2 separate regions of the Homo sapiens genome follow, and region 1 is linked to region 2. The links are chromatin loops, found by intact Hi-C in ENCODE. Cell type or tissue: OCI-LY7. All regions are shown on one strand. Links, peaks and the distances in the headings refer to the core of each region. The heading gives the core; the rest is flanking DNA. Region 1 holds the start of A1CF (APOBEC1 complementation factor). Region 2 has its middle 36 kb from the start of SGMS1-AS1.

Region 1 (8,339 bases), core at 93-8,092, 220 kb after region 2:
ACATCATTGTGTTACATAAACAGAGTTGGGCTTATAAACGATAGGTGGGAGCATCTTTCAGTTAATCAGATTTGTACAATTGGAATGGTGAATATTGACACAGTTACCTTGAAGAAACTAGGCATACTGAATTGACATCAACTATAAGAAATTTGCCATTAAAAATCTTTATAAGTTCTTGTATATGAAAAGCTTTATAAACTAGAATATCCTATGGAAATAAGATATTGTAGTTAGTTCTACTACTTAAACCTAGTGATTTTTAAATCAATTGGGCATCCTAAAACAATGAATAGTTTTTAATTGCTGGAGGGAGGGAAGGCATCACTACATCACTACTGCAGGTGGGATTTTATAGAATTATAAACCAATCTGCTCACTTAGACATTCTGTCTGCCTAAATTGTCATGTGTTAATTCTCTTTAGTCATATTACATCTGGAGCAGAGCATTGCACTTAACTGTGCAAATCAGAAGGATTTATCTTACATCCTTATTAGTATTTCTCTCTTAATATTACCAGGGACCAATTCCTATTGAATAAACAAACTTGGAAAATGTTCTCCATGTGATTGTTAATACATATATGCATAAAACTCCACATATAAATCTATATAGGATAAAAATCTTAGCTTACATATGTTTAAAAGAAATCAAATTAGAGCTCTCAAGATACCAGCATATCTTATACAGGACGATGATTTTTTACAAAAGGGCATGTTTTAATTTTTGGATTGCATCAATCAAAAATATTCAATACAAAATTTTAGTTTATTAAATTAAAAATTCTAAGTGGTCATTAAAACTGATAACCTAGACCGGGCATGTTGGCTCATGCCTGTAATCCCAGCACTTTGGGAGGCTGAGGCAGGCAGATCATGAGTTCAGGAGTTCGAGACCAGCCTAGCCAACATAATGAAACCCCGTCTCTACTAAAAATACAAAAGTTAGCCTGGCATGGTGGCGTGTGCCTGTAATCCCAGCTACTCGGGAGGCTGAGGCACAAGAATCACTTGAATCCAGGAGGTGGAGGTTGTGATGAGCTGAGATTGCACCACCACTCCAGCCTAGGCAACAGAACGATACTCCATCTCATACAAACAAACCATCATCAACAACAAAAAACTGATAACCTAGTTGGAGTAGATTTGATGAAATGAAATGATGAACTAGCTTTCCTGGTTGAATCAGCAGCAAACATTTGTTAATAACTCTCCAGATTTTACAGGATCAGGCCAAGGAGCAGATGGGATACAGATTTCTAATACAGAATGTCACCGCAAGAGTGCTGCTCCTTTTCCAGATGCTTTTCCTGGGGGCAGTTGGATTGTGAGAGCTGCACTTTGCAGGAGCCTGGTTACTGTTTCTGTGAATAAGATAAAATGGTGTTTATCCTCTGTCGATCAATACTGTCTTGTTTGAACTTATTGAGTCATTTTAGAGACACATAAGGTAATGAAAACCATTGTGCAATAGTACCCACAGTACTACTCAGCTTTCTAAGGGATGACAATTTTTAAAAGACAGTTACTGAAACAGATTTTTAACATCAACTGCCTCCATGATGAAATGAGCATGCACTGTGTCAGGGTGTCCCATGGGTTTGGGTGAAAAGGTGTTGGGGTTTTATAACTAAGAGTTTTCTTCAGCAATAATCTCTAAAATAAAAATATACTCTGTGTGTGTGCTTTAATACTAAAAAAATTTACAGACTGTCTTTCTCTGAATAAATGGAATAGTGCTACTATTTGTGATTAATCAAAATTTTTTATGTACAGTTTGTGATTTCAACTTTATTAGTATTGTTTTGAAAAACAAGGCCTAATAGGTATACTTGGGCAATTTTAGAAAATTTTTCTGGAGGTTGTTACAAATAGGAAAATGAAAAGGGAAGTGGGGTTTTTGCTGAATTCTTAAGTACCGGGGACCACATTTCTCTCCTTTGCTTTATCATCTAATTTAAACTTCACAAAATACTATGGGTCAGATCTTACCCCCATTTCACATTTGAGGAATCTGAGATTCAGTGGAGTCAAACAATATGCCCAAGGTCACAAACCTAGGGAGTTTTACAATAGGCGTTTCCACTTAGCTGTGTCGAGGCACAAAGCCTAGTGTTCTTTCCGTAATTAATTTTAAAAGTTTCTCAGATAGGCATAGTCCTATTTGGTGGAAGACTAGACTCTAAAGTCCTTTAGATTTTTCAACTGTGATTATTTCAATGGATTCTGATTGTTCTGAATGCTGGACATGGGCTATAAAAGCGATTTGGTCTTTCTTGTTCTGTATTCTGAGAAATGCCAATTTTGAGAGATATTGATAGATGTTCCTGAAAGAAGATGTTCTGTTGTAAATTAAGCCCAGGAAACAAAACGTTGCCTACTCTCTTAGATAGTTGTGATAAATGACAATATTTGCATGTGTCATGAGTCCCCAGTGCTCGAGCGTATGATATAATGGTTACGTGCTTGGGCTCTGGATCAGACTACCAGACAAAGGAGCCTGGCTCTGCCACTTGCTAACTGAGTAGCTGAGCCTGTTAGGTAATTTGTCTGTGCCTCCATTTTCCCATTTATAAACTGTTATAATAGTATCACACCATAGAGTTGTTCCAAGAATAACATGAGATAATGCATGGAGAGAACTTAGAAGTAGACCCGATAATATAGTGCTTCACAGATGCTTGTTATCATTATTACTCAAAACACTCATGTGGTAACAAAACCTGCTATAACTTTTCTAACACTGTTTCCTCAACTTACTTGACAATGGAGTTGCTTTTCTTTTGAGCCACATTTATTAACATCCACTGAATATAGTGTAGGAAATGTTGATATTTGAAATGACATAAAACCACCTTGGCATTAGTGCAGTAGAAAATAAGAACAAAGTATTTATAGTGTTTTAATATCCATTATGTCATTTTATAATGTTTGCCCACAACAATATTTCTTTTCCTTGCCAGCTGTCTTCTTTTTTCCCTTGAAATCGATAAATAGTAAAATAGAACAGTAAAATGTTAAGAGTTGTCTGAAATGGGCAGAGTCAATGTTATTCCAGAAAGTATGAACCTTATAAGTCATTTGTCTCTTTCTCTGTATTTAGCAGGGCAAAACCTTACTGCTTTGACAAATAAGTGATATCACTGTCATTTCCAGACCTGTGCTCCCATTGCATGCTCCATAGCACACGTTATAAAGAAAATTTCAGAGCAGACCAACACATTTTTTGATGCTCCTAAACTATAACTAGAGCTGAATTTGCCAAAATACGATCTATAAAACACTAATCCTGCACAATGTGCAAATAATGCTGTGTTCTTCATCTTCTTGGAGATATACAATACATATCTGAAAAGTCCTATAGTAAATAAAATTGTTTAGTTTGGAATCCTTTCTTCTTGGAATTTACATAGGTAATCATGACAAAAAGTCAGAGAGTTTAGGGGGTTTCTGGTAAAAATGGGATATTTTTGGTAAATGTCCAGATTGATTTCTTTCTTTAGCTAAAATACCATTATAATGTTTTTGGAGTACACAAAAAAAATATGTGAAAATATATCCACCTCAGCACAGTTGCCCAAATTGTGGAAACAATATAATAATTAGCCATTCCAAGGTTCAGATTTAACACACTGAAAACCAGTCATTTTCCATAATATTTTTTTGGTCAGAATCAAAAGTGAATAGTTTAAACATTCCTTTGGTTAGCAAGATAATGGCAGGCGGAATCGCAAGAGTTGTACCAAGACTTTCTTTTTTATGGTGGTAGTAGCTCTGGAGATAATTGAATATATGAAGTCTAAAGTATGATAGGAATTATGACCCACACACAGAACTCAAAATCTGCTGGTGATGTTAATACTATTTCTTTTGTTAATTATATTTTTGTTTCTCAGGGTCCTAGGATTGGGACAGGCACTCAACCACAACTCTCCCTGCTGTCTGGTTAGAGCTAAATAAACTTCTCACAACATTGGCTCCACTCTTGAACCCTCCGTGGTAAGTCTACAGAAATTTATTAAATCCTGGCAGCTATCTCATTTAGAGATTATATAATAATTCCAATATATTCTTTTGTTTTCTGGTTGTTTCATTAGTCTAAAAACAAGCTAGATAATTCTTTGAATTAGGCTCGATAACAGAAGAGGGTAAAAGCTGTTTTCACTGCATTCCCACTGATACCACAATACACAGTTTCACAGAGTTGAAATAGAAAAAAGCAAAACACATGGATCATACCTGAGTAATTTCAGAGATCCCCACCCGGAAAAGGTTTCCTTGATTATGGCGAATTCAACGTGTCACTCGGGTTATGCTCTAATCGTCATATCAAACTCCAAAGGTTCAGTGGCTTTAGGTTTGGTTTACAATTCCTGGGAGTTAAACTTTAACTCACCCTGTCTCTTGCATCCATGCAGCCCTTTGACCAGATAATTGGGTCACTACAGCCCAGATATAATCTACTAAAACTATCTTTGTTATTTGTTTATAAAATTAAAATAAATGTTGTAAAAATGTTGGGGTAAATATTATTTTGAAGATATTTTATTGGCTTATACGATATATTTAAAAAGTAAAAACTCACTGCAATTGGATACCTAAGCTTTCCTTTATGTTACTTCCTTTGTTTTTTACTATGTCAAAGTGATATTATAGCTAAGGTAATTTAGGAGAATATTTCTTTGTTTTACACTTTTTATATCACTATATTACATGGAGTAAAGTGTGGAGTTTTAGGTCAAGTACGTAGATAAATGCTGGCTTACAAACAGAAAATACACAAAGCATTTATATAACAAAGTAGATAGATTTAGGCCAGATCAGGTTGGGGAAAGCATACTTCTTTGTATACAAGCTGCTCATTTAGATTTTAAGAGGAGGCCACTGTGTGAGAAGCACAATAATCAGCTACATACTGGGGTTATATGATAGCTGATGCTATTGTTCATTGCCTGAAATCTCAGTGGTAACTGAGTTTCTTGAAAAATAGAGAAATGGTGCTTTCAGAAATACAAACATTATACTCTGAGTTCTCTGGTAAGAGCTGTAGTCTACAGAAGAAATCCCTAAGGGTAATAAAGCCCACATTTAAAAAAGGAAGAAGAACCAAAACCTTCCTAATTTTGAGTAAATTTTGGTTTAAGAGCTTGGAAACCACACATTCCAAAACTAGAATTAGAGGATACCCCTACTTGCCTTTAGTTCTAGTAAAAGGAGTCTAATTTTCTAGGAACCAACTATTAAGAGAGCATTTTTGTCTATAGAAAAGCACAAAACAAGCAATCCTTCTATAATATAGACGCAAAGGAAGATCCATCAATTAAGCACATCTATGAATATGTAAGAGAAGAGATAAAAGATACTGTTGGAATGCTAGTTCTGCTTACAGTTTTTAGTTCTCAAACATGGAATTATTTCAGTTCTCAAACATGAAATGATTTACCATTTTCCCATAGCAATGGATGATAGAGTTTAACAAAAACACCCCAGGAACAATTGTTTTACCCCAGAATTGCTCCCCTGATGTTAGACCTAGAGAAAGCATTTATGCCCCACCCAGCTAGATAGCTGAATGAGGGACACATCCCTCTACTTCCTTCTTGGGAAGGGATTCCCTCACAAAGTAGCCCTGATGGTTTCCTAGTGAAAGCTCAGTCTGGGGTTGCATGGTTCCCAATTGAGTGGGGAATTCTTTGAGTTTGCCCAGTCCAATAAAGAACTGTTGATGTTGTAAGATGGACAGTTTTGAGAGGGTTTCTTTTATTGTTTTTTGTGATAGGGGCTTAGATGGTGATAAGTGGAGATGAAGAAAGGAAAGCTAGGATTTTTAGGCATCTGATGGAAACACCAAAACACAACAGGTAAAAGGAACGATATTAACTAGAGTCTCAGTCCATTCAGGTTACTATAATAAAATACCATACAAGGCTGGGTGTGGTGGCTCATGCCTGTAATCCCAGCACTTTGGGAGGCTGAGGCAGGTGGATCACAAGGTAAGGAGATTGAGACCATCCTGTCCAACATGGCGAAACCCCATCCCTACTAAAATACAAAAAAATTAGCTGGGCATGGTGGTGCACACCTGTGGTCTCAGCTACTTGGGAGGCGGAGGCAGGGGAATCACTTGAACCCGGGAGGTGGAGTTCGCAGTGAGCCAAGATCATGCCACTGCACTCCAGCCTGGGCAACAGAGTGAGACTTCATCTAAAAACAAAACAAAAGAAAACAAAAAGAAAACCATACAGTGGGTAGCTTCAACAACAAACACTTGTTTCTCATCGTTCTGGAGGCTGGAAATCCAAAATCAGGGTGCCAGCAGGACCCTCTTTTTGGTTATGTCCTTACATGGCCTTCCTTGGTGCATGCATGCAGAAAGAGAGATCTCATGTCTTCTCCTTTTTAAAAATAAGGGCACCTATTTTTAAAATGAGGGACCTAGGTCCTGAGGGTCATGAGGGACCTAGCCTCATGACCTACTCTAACCATAATTACTTCCAAAAGGACCTATTTCCAAATACCATCACATTGGGGGTTAGGGTTTCAACATATTAATTTTAGGAGAAACACAAACATTCAGTCTATTGTAACCAGTTATTAAAAACATGTCAGTTGCTTATTTGATGGATCCTGGCATTCAACAGGGCAGGACTACAATCGCATTAACCCAAAATCTGATGATTTCCGTAGGACAATTCATATATTACTCCTAACAGCCAGTGGTAGTAATGAATTTGGTAGTAATGAATTATTAGGTTATTGCTTTCTATTTTTATTGCTTTTGTTTTTTAAACCATTTTGTTACAAGGATAGGAATACACTGATCAGGAATAAAAATAAAAACAATGGATCAGCCTTTCTTTTTCTGAGGGGTACTTAGAGAGAAAGTCTCTGGCCCTGGGACAGAGAAACCAATCCATCAGAATGAGATCAAATTTATGACCTTGATCTCATCAGTCTAATCAAGAGAGCTAACTGTACCCAGGATGGCAAGATTTGCCTTTACTTTGTAAAAATAAACCAGTTTAGATAGTGGCTGGTAAATGTGAATTTTCTATTACTTTATTCTACAAACAATTACTGAGAAACTTCTCTCTGCTAAGTGTTGCATTAGAAAGGTGATTACTTAAAATGAGATTTGAGTCTATTAGTAGGCTATAAAATCAATAAAGTGGGTTGTATCTAACATATTAAAATAGAACAGAAAATATCAAGTGAATTGCATCTAGAAAGGGTAATACTGGCCAGGCGCGGTGGCTCATGCCTGTAATCCCAGCACTTTGGGAGGCCGAGGCAGGCGGATCACCAGGTCAGGAGATCAAGACCATCCTGGCTAACACGGTGAAACCTTGTCTCTACTAAAAATACAAAAAATTAGCTGGGCGTGGTGGTGGGTGCCTGTAATCCCAGCTACTCGGGAGGCTGAGGCAGGAGAATGGCGCGAACCTGGGAGGCGGAGCTTGCAGTGAGCAGAGATCGGGCCACTGCACTCCAACCTGGGTGACAGAGCGAGACACTGTCTCAAAAAAAATACAAACAAAAAAACCAAAAAACAAAAAAGAAAGGGGTAATACTATTTATGAAACTTTTTTTCTAATTATGTATCTATCTGTGTGTATTGGTTATGAAGTAAACTTTATTTTTTATTGTGGATCACAATTTTAAGCGTTTGGAAAATACTGTGCTAGTCTTAAGGGATTCAGTGGTTAACAGACCAGATGGAAGGTACACACATTAAGCATATACCCCAATGATTAACTAATTATAGTTGTAATAAGTGTTATGAAGGAGAAGTACAGAATGCTAAACAGAACATAAAACATAGGGACCTAACCTTGTGTAGGGCTGGGTGGGTTGGGAGGTACTTGAGGAAAGCCTTCCAGAACACAAGACATTTAAGCTGAGACCTGAAGGATGTGTGGATGGGAGGTGGGCATTCTAGTGAGTGGAAATAGCTCATAGGGATGCCCTGAGTTCGCATGAGTTAGGCACATTCAAAAAACTGGTAGAAGGTCGGTTGTGAAGGGCAAGAGGGAAAATGATGGGGAAATTGACTGGAGTAGGTAGCCAAGTCAGACGATTCATAAAGGGCCATCACTAGATTCCCAGCATTATCCAGGGCCAATGGGAAGGAAGTCACGGAAGCATCTGAAGAAGGGGAGCCACTTGGACTATTTGTGTAGATTCTGGGTGTAGAGTGGAGAATAAATTGCCATGGGATAACACTGCCTGCTTCTCTCCTTTTTTTTTTTTTTTTTTTGTTGTCTTAGAATAATTTTACTCTTGTACATATTCAAGTAAGTTGGTGATTTGAACTTGAAGGAGGCAAAGCATCTAAAAG
Region 2 (8,339 bases), core at 103-8,102:
ATGGGATAGAAAAAGAGAATGTAATAAGTAACTTTAAGTCAAAAATTTTGACATAATTTGATGAAATAGATACATTTCTAGAAAATCATTAACAGTGACACAAGAATAAATAGCAAATCCGAATAGCTCTATATCTATTAAAAATAAAATTACAATTAAAGCTTTCCAAATATAGTGAGTCTAAATCAAATAAAATATTAAAAATCTGAAATGTTTCCAGGAAGAAACATTGAATTCCTAATATAAAATATAACATAGCATATGCAATCCCTTTACTGAAAATTGTGAGATTTTACTGAGAGAAATTAAAGATATTCAACAGAAATAAAGGTGTACCATGTTCCTATGTCATTCTTGGTATTAGAAGAAAGATTCAGTATTTTAAATAAATCTATATTTGTAATACACTGAAAATCACAATACTGTGATTAGTAATAGCATAATTTGTCTGCATTATATTTGGTGGCAACTGAAAAACTGACTATAAAATGCAAATGAAAATGCAGTGTATAGATAACTTTGAAGAAAAAATATAATGTGAAGACTTACACTATTAGATATAAAGTTTTTATAAATGTATATCAATTATGACATTATGGAAAAGGTGCAAGTATAGATATTTCAATGAAACAGAATAGAGAGCTCATAAAGAGAACCACACAATATATTTAGCTGATTTGTGAAAAAAATAGTGCTTCAGTACAATGAGGAAAAGATTCATTTTCAATAAATTGTGGTGTCTTTCATACATCGGTACAGAGAAAAATGAATATTAACATCCAACCTCACAACATACACAAAAATTATTTCATATAGAAGCCAATGTGTAACATAAAACAGTACAGTTTTTAAAAAGTAATACAGAGGACACTTCTATGACCTTAAGATTTAAAAAAAGACTCAAAAAGTAACTATTGAAGGCTAGTAAATAAGATAAATAGGTTAATAAATAGTAATAAAATAACATAAAAAATAGGGATTTGTAATCATAAAATAACTCACTGAGTGAAAAGGCAAGCAACAGAATGGGAAATGAAATTTGCAAACATAAATACAATAAGAACTCTTGATCGAAAGATACTTTTTAAACTCTACAAATGAATTTTTTGAAAAAAAAAAAAAATATGGCCAGGTACGGTGTCTCACGCCATTAATCCCAGCACTTTGGGAGGACCACTTGAGCCCGAGAATTTGAGACTTGTCTGGGCAACACAGTGAGAGACCTCTGCCTCTACAAAAAATTTAAAAGATTAGCCAGGCATGGTGGCCGTGGCCTGTAGTCCTAGCTACTCCTAAGTAGCTAGGCTCTTTTGAGTCTGGGAGGTCAAGGATGCAGTGAGCTCTGATCAACTGCTGCACTCCAGCCTGGGTGACAGAGTCAGAACCATCTCCAAAAAAAATTGATGTAGAAGAACTTCTAAGAAGTGAGAGTGGAGACAGAGGCCAAAGATGCTGCTCTAGGCTGCTCCGTGAATTCCAGGACTTCTGAGAAGCACCCTCTGGACAGCGTCTTTACTGCCCTCAAGGACTCAGCTGGTCAGCAATGGCCAGCCAGACTCCATCCCCAGTGTGGAGAGGAGGTAGCTGATCCCAGAGGCGCTCCTAGCAGGCATGTGGAACCCAAGAACAGCTCGCCCTGCCAAGGCAATGGAGAGCAGGCTGGCAAGGCAGGAGCTCAGGCTCTGTGTGGGCAGGCAAGGAGGAGCCCCGCAACCATGCCACCACCCCTTACTACAAGAAGCCTCTGTATGGCATCTTGCACAAGGTCATGGAGAAGAAGAACCCTCCCTCAGGGGACCTGCTAAACACATATGAGCTCTTCCAGAAGGCAAATGCCAGCAACAGCCCCTTGCTGCTTAGGCTCCTGAATGAGCCATAGAAATGGGACTGTGGCAGCACTGGGGCAGCCACCAACAGTGACCCTAACATCTACTTCCTGATCCAGGAGATGTTCTACATGCTCAACACGCTCACGTCCAACAGGTCCCAGCTGCACAGCAAAGTGGACCTGCTCTCCCTGAAGGTGAACCCCACTGAGATGGTGGCCAAATTCCAGCCGACCCCCACCACCCCATAGCAGCTCACGGGCATGGAGCTCAAGCAGATCTTGGACCAGAGCCTGTCAGGTGGGGTCCTGGCCTGCTGGCTGCTGGTGCAGCTCTTCCCCAAGCTCTTCAGCCACAGTCAACTTCTCCCAAGGCTGCAGTGCCTGCAGCTTTGAGGCCAAGCTTAAGCTGGAGTCACTGCACCTGCAGCTCATCCACAACTACATGGAGGTCTACTACCCCTCGGTGAAGGAGAGGGCTGTGTGACAGGCCGAGTGCTTGCCCCAGCTGAGTAAGTTCTTCAGCCGCTTCTGGGCCCAGCGGGAGATGGAGAACAGCCAGCCTGGTGGCCAGGCTGCCAGCTTGAGGCTGAGCAGTGGACCCCGGCCACTTCCTGGACCACAAAGATGAGGAGGAGGGCCTGTCTCTGGACAGGAGCAGCACCATCGCCTCAGACCACGTGGTGGACATGTAGGCCCTCACCTAGTTCCTGGATGAAGCCTCTTCACCCGGTGAGTTTGCCGTCTTCCTCCTCCACTGGCTCTTCCCTGAGCTCTTCCACTACAGCAAGCTGGGTGAGCAGGACAGCTGCTACGGGGACGGCGGCAAGCAGGAGCTGGACCCGCAGAGGCTGCAGATCATCAGCAACTACACGGAGGTCTACTTCCCCCACATGCAGGAGGAGGAGGCCTGGCTGCAGCGGTGCGCCCAGTGCATCAACGACAAGCTCCAGGGCCTGGGGCTGGACGCGGGCAGCGAAGGCAAGCCCCCCACGCAACAACTGCTACAACTCCTCCAGCCTGCCCGATGACATCTCAGTAATCAGGGTGGAGGACAGCTTCAAGGGCGAGCGGTGCCGCTCCAAGAAGATCTGACTGGTACCTATCGACTTGGACAAATTGGAGATCCCCAGCCCAACTTGGAGTTGCCCGGCGCCGACTGCCTGCTCAGCAACGAGCATCTTCGCAGTATCTAGGAGAGCAGCCTGTCCATCGGCAACTTCACCTCGCGCCTGCTGGTGCCCCTGTTCCCCAAGCTCTTCACCCATGACAACCTGCACAAGCAGTACAGCTGCAGCGACTCCCTGGGCAAGAAGCAGCTGGACCCGTCCTGCATCAAGCTCATTCGCCACTAAGTGCACCTGCTCTACCTCTGCACCAAAAACAATCGCGTCTGGACCCTGGAGTTCATGGGCAACCTGCACTGGAACACGAACAGAGGCGCTCCTACCAGCAGCAGTGCAAGGTCCACGTGCTGGCCCCGAGTGTAGAAACATGAGGAGCTATGCAATCAATCCTGAGAGGTTCAGGGAGGAGTTTGAGGGTCCCCCGCTGCCCCTGAGAGGAGCAGCAAGGACTTCTGCAAGATCCCCTTGGATGAGGTGGTGGTCCTTCACCGAGCTTCCCAGTGCGCTCTCCCTACCTGCTGTCCGACAAGGAGGTGCGCGAGATCGTGCAGCAGAGCCTCTCCGTGGGCAACTTTGCCGCGGGGCTCCTCCACCGCCGAGAACTTCCGGCTGCAGTACAACCATTTCCGGGCTTGCAACAAGAAGCAGCTGGACCCTACGCAGCTGCGGCTCATCTACCACTAGGTGGAAGCCGTCTACCCCGTGGAGAAGGTGGAGGAGGTGTGGCACTGCGAATGTATCCCCAGCAATGATGAGCAGTGCCACTGCCCTAACAGGAAAAAATGCGGCATCCTCAAGAAAGCCTAGAAAGTGGAGAAGTGAAGGCCCATGGCCTGCCCAGAGACTCGGGGTCACTAGAGACTGAGCTTAGGAGCATGCCTATGGCATCCACAGACAGGCACCTTATGTCCGTGGGGTGTGTGGCTTACTACACTTGCACATGTAAACACCCAACCAACCACAAGAAAGAAGACTTGAGTTTGGTCTCTTGTCCTCTAGACTTCTGTCCTGTGTTCCCTGGCGGTGCAGCCTGAGTGTGGGGAGCGCAAGCTGTGAGAGCAGGGACTAGTGGGTAGCGGTCCTCTCTACCTGGTCGTGTCCTCCCCAGCCCCTCACAATTTCAAATGCAAACTCAGCAGCTCTCTTGCTCCTCTTCCCATATTTTACAGCTTTCATTTTTATCCAGTTTTTTAAAAATTAAAAATAAACCCTTAAAAAAATCATTGGGCTCTTTGGGGGCCATTTTACTTAGAAAAAAATCTTTTTAAAAGTGCCATCTTCAGTCCAGGTGCGGTGGCTCATGCCTGTAATCCCAGCACTTTGGGAGGCCAAGGCAGGTGGATTACCTGAGGTCAGGAGTTCAGGACCAGCCTGGCCAACGGTGAAACCCCATCTCTACTTAAAAAAAAAAAAAAGCAAAAATTGGCCAGGTATGGTGGTGGGTGCCTGTAATTCCAGCTACTCGGGAGGCTGACAGGAGAATCACTTGAACTCGGAAGGCAGAGGTTGCAGTGAGCCAACATAGTGCCACTGAGCGCCAGCCTGGGCGACAAGAGCAAAACTCCATCTCAAAATAAATAATAAATAAATAAATAAGTAAATAAAAGTGCCATGTTCGTGTACAATGCCTAATCACAGCTTCAGGTGGCATGGATACTGATTTTACTGACCTTGTCTTTTACATCTGATTCTGGAAGAGTCAAGAGGCCTCTTGGATGGCAGTAGAGGGGATGGAACAGTGTGAAGTCCTTTGTGACCATGTGCAAGTTTTCCCTTCTGCTCCAGTGCCTCAGAAGTCTTCCATTCAGCTTGGCCTGTCCATCAGGCACGTGGGTAAAATGTTGTGCTCACTGTGTAGAGGAGAACACTTGATGATGATGAAGAATGTAGAAAGCCATGGAAACATGTCCGCAGTGTCTTCATTTGAGCTGTGTCCTTCCACTGTCCTCATTCCCTCTCCACACATGGTTGCTTGTCGGAGATTCTGGGTTCTGGGAGCTGTGTGGTGACTTCCCCAAACCTCAGTGTTAGCTCCTCCAGGCAGCACCACATCCTCGTTCCCCAGGGCGGGTCCATGTCTGGGCACCTCTTGGGGATACCAGGCATTGGAAGGACACAGGTCATCTCAGATGGGGCACCCATGTCCCTTCCCAGAGTCCACTCAGAACTTTCCCCTTGGACTCCCTAGAAAGTCCTGCTGTCCTCCACCTGGCTACCTCTTGGCTTTAGGAGACACATGTCTTCTCTCCCCACTGACTGAGAATGTCAGACTCCTGCCGGCCAGCTGCATGCTTTCCAGGAGCACCAACAAGGAAATTCCCTGACAGGTAAAATCTTTAAAAATGACACTTTTACCTTCCTGACTTTGGGGGCCAAATGCCTAAGAGGGAAAGGAAACAGTCTAACCAGAGTCCAGGAAAATTAATTGAATCCCATGGGGTAGACATAAAACCCCTGTGGGAATATTACAGGTTCAATAACCTAATGGCTTAGTATTTTGCTACTTTAAAATGCAGAGATAACAGAAACAATCTGAATATTCTTCATATAGCTGGTAAGGACTTCAGTTCCAGTGGCCATATGACATAATTTTGCCTGTACCCAGAGGCATTTTTAAAAATATAACATCAGATTTTAAGGAATGTAAAGTTGCTAATCTAACTTGTAAATTTGCTTGTGTCATTTACAGATTATTTCTGTTGAAACTGCAAACCTGAATTACTGAAATCTAGAAAGGCACAGGGACTTACTCTGTCACACACAGCTACTCATGCACACACACACTGCTTACTAAAAGCTGAGGTGAGAGGAAGGGGGCCTACATGAATAACAAGTTCAACTTCTTTGTGCCTGGAAAGAAGGGACTAGCGCAGCCAGGAGACTCACTTTACCTCATCGCTTGGGCCCTTCTCTATGCCTTAGTCTCTCCAGCACATGCACACAGCATGCACACACAGGCGCCCTACCCAAAGACAGCTGTGGCCTTCTCTCCACCTGGCCGCTGGTTGTTGGGGGTGAGGGGTCCCATGAAATTTGTTCTGGTTTCTACGATGTAAACAAGAAGACTCTAAGCCCTGAATTGCCCTGCTTTCTAGAGGGTGAAATGTTGACCCTGCAACTTTAGAAGCACAATTATTAATAACTCTTTTGAAATTCCCATCTACCCATGTCAGAGAAGTTCAACAAGTTCTAGGAATTAAATATGTCTGTTTGTAACCTAGAGCATGCTCAATTTTTGGAAGCCATATTTCAGTGATGATTTTCTTAACACCTTTCTCGTGTAGGGCTTCTTCCCTGAAAATCTTACAGTCCCTTTCTGTGAAGAGAAATGGACACATCCTGGGAACTATTCCTGTGCCTCTGGACTGTCATCAGGAAATGACTGCAGGTCCTGTGCCCTGTCTATATTATGTCCTCACTTCTCCATCCATACAGGTGGCTCCAGTGGGCATTTTTTTAATTTTAAACTTTTTACACGAAGCAATAGAAGTAGAAAATACTGATTTTTTTCAAAATTTAATGTGTTCCATGAAATCTACTGGCAATCCCTTTCCTTCCCCCTGTCTAAATTCTTTGGTTTTTACTTGTTTGTTTGTTTTTTTTGTCTTGTATCCCAAGGACTAAAAAATTAGCAGACACGTTTTGATGTTGAGTGAACTAGTAAGTCACAGTAGGTGGTAGGGTTCATTGGTTTCTCTGTTAGTAAGTTTTTAAAGAATGAAGATAGTTATAAATGTACTGAGTGGCCGTTTAATTGGTAAGGGTCGCTGGCCCAAAAACACTAGAGCATGGCCACGTGGTTTCCTGTAGAGATGGCCTCAGTTTCCAACATTCCCCCCAAATGTTTGCTTCTCACCCAATAGAGGGGGGATCTTGAGACTCCCAAGTGGAGGTTGTGAGCTTGCACCCTGCCTCACTGTGTAGACAGACTGTATGGATATATGAAGTGGGGGTGGGGGCCAAGGGGCTATTACTGCTGTTTGGAAATATTTGCCTCTTGTAGATCCAGCCTTAATGGTTTTGTGACATCCTAGTACTAGCAAACCCTGCACAAAGTGGGTATCAGAGTTAATACTGTGAGGAGACAAAGTAGTGAGAATAGTTTTGCTAAAGACAATGAAGTATCACATAATGTCTGCATTTTACCATTGATTTGAGTGCATCGTTAGAAAAACTTAATGTAATGAAAAACCCAGGACATTTTTGGAAATTGTATGCTCTCTAGCAACTTTGTGTGAATTTTTATACAAACACTGTTTTATGAGTTACATAAAATGTTATAAAAATAGAAAAAAAGAGGAAATTATCCTATACTCTCCTGGTACAAGCACAGACCACACACTCACAGCTCTAGAGTGGACACACAGCCACCACATTTCCTGAATAAATTCACACTCTTCAGATTACACAAACTCAAACATGCAGATGCCTGAATAACACACCCACGATATACTCACAGATCCAAATACACACATGGCTATATACTCCCAAATACAAACATACACAAGCCTCCATCTTGAAAACTATAAATATTCTGTCCATATCCTCAGGTTACATACACATAGTGGTAACACCCAAATACACCCAGCCATCTCTCTGCCTCCAAATTCTTCACACCAAAAATGTACACCTAAATTCTCATCTAGACACCGTGAGCATAAAGTCCTCTACTCTGAATACACACAAATCCAACACACAAACCATTAAAACATAGAACATTACCTGCCTTTTCAAATGTATGCACACATATTCACAATATCTCACAGAACCGTCAAAATACACAAAACCACCCCCAGCACGCAAATACACACACACCATTCAAATAGGAACACATAACTATCCAGTACCCTCAGAATAAACCCAAAACCCACTATGCTTCTGTAATATACTAAAAACTCACCCATGTTCCCCTAAAAACACATTTCTGACACCACTGAATACTTAACCTACCTACATAAATATATATCTTAAATATATAACACATATACATGACACAGAATACAAATACCCAAAACAGATACAAATCCCCAAAATGTGTTAGTATAAAAATATCCCACACCTGCCAATGCCTCCCTTGTCACACACCAGCCTTCACACACCTAAACACACTCCCTCATCAACTCCCCATACTCCTTAGTGAAATATAAACACAGCAATGGAACATGTTCTGAATGTATACACAATGGGGCAGATGTATCACTATGAAGAGTATTCATGGTCTTTCTCTGTGGTGTCTCTGTCTGAGAGATTATACATCCCTAGTCTGTTTAACTCGAGTATGGCCACATGACTTGTTATGGCAAATGAAATGTGATCAGAAATGCCATGTATGACTCTGAGCAGAAGAAGTCCTTCTAGTCCTGTCCCAAATGAGGCCGCTTCATCCA

What was found. Peaks named below come from ENCODE experiments on the same cell type or tissue, not always from the same donor. Only the 100,000 strongest peaks of a DNase experiment are listed, where the experiment ranks them.
Region 1: it touches region 2 in a loop (4-fold over the local background); 2 of 110 quality-filtered maps call a loop at or near these places.

Annotation. Positions count from the first base shown.
Region 1 is chr10:50,881,341-50,889,679 of GRCh38, forward strand. A1CF (APOBEC1 complementation factor) reads right to left here and starts at 4,287. Exons shown (of 13, transcript NM_014576.4): 1 at 4,241-4,287. In OCI-LY7, for the core only: no CTCF peak of the experiment used is centred there; no DNase peak of the experiment used is centred there.
Region 2 is chr10:50,656,701-50,665,039 of GRCh38, forward strand. It overlaps the pseudogene BEND3P1. Among named protein-coding and RNA genes, the nearest start is that of SGMS1-AS1, 36 kb to the left of the region's middle. RefSeq lists enhancers at 3,671-3,750, 3,871-3,920. In OCI-LY7, for the core only: a CTCF peak has its summit at 3,683 (motif pointing right); a DNase peak (open chromatin) is centred at 3,581; H3K4me3 peaks cover 4,002 bases; H3K27ac peaks cover 2,127 bases.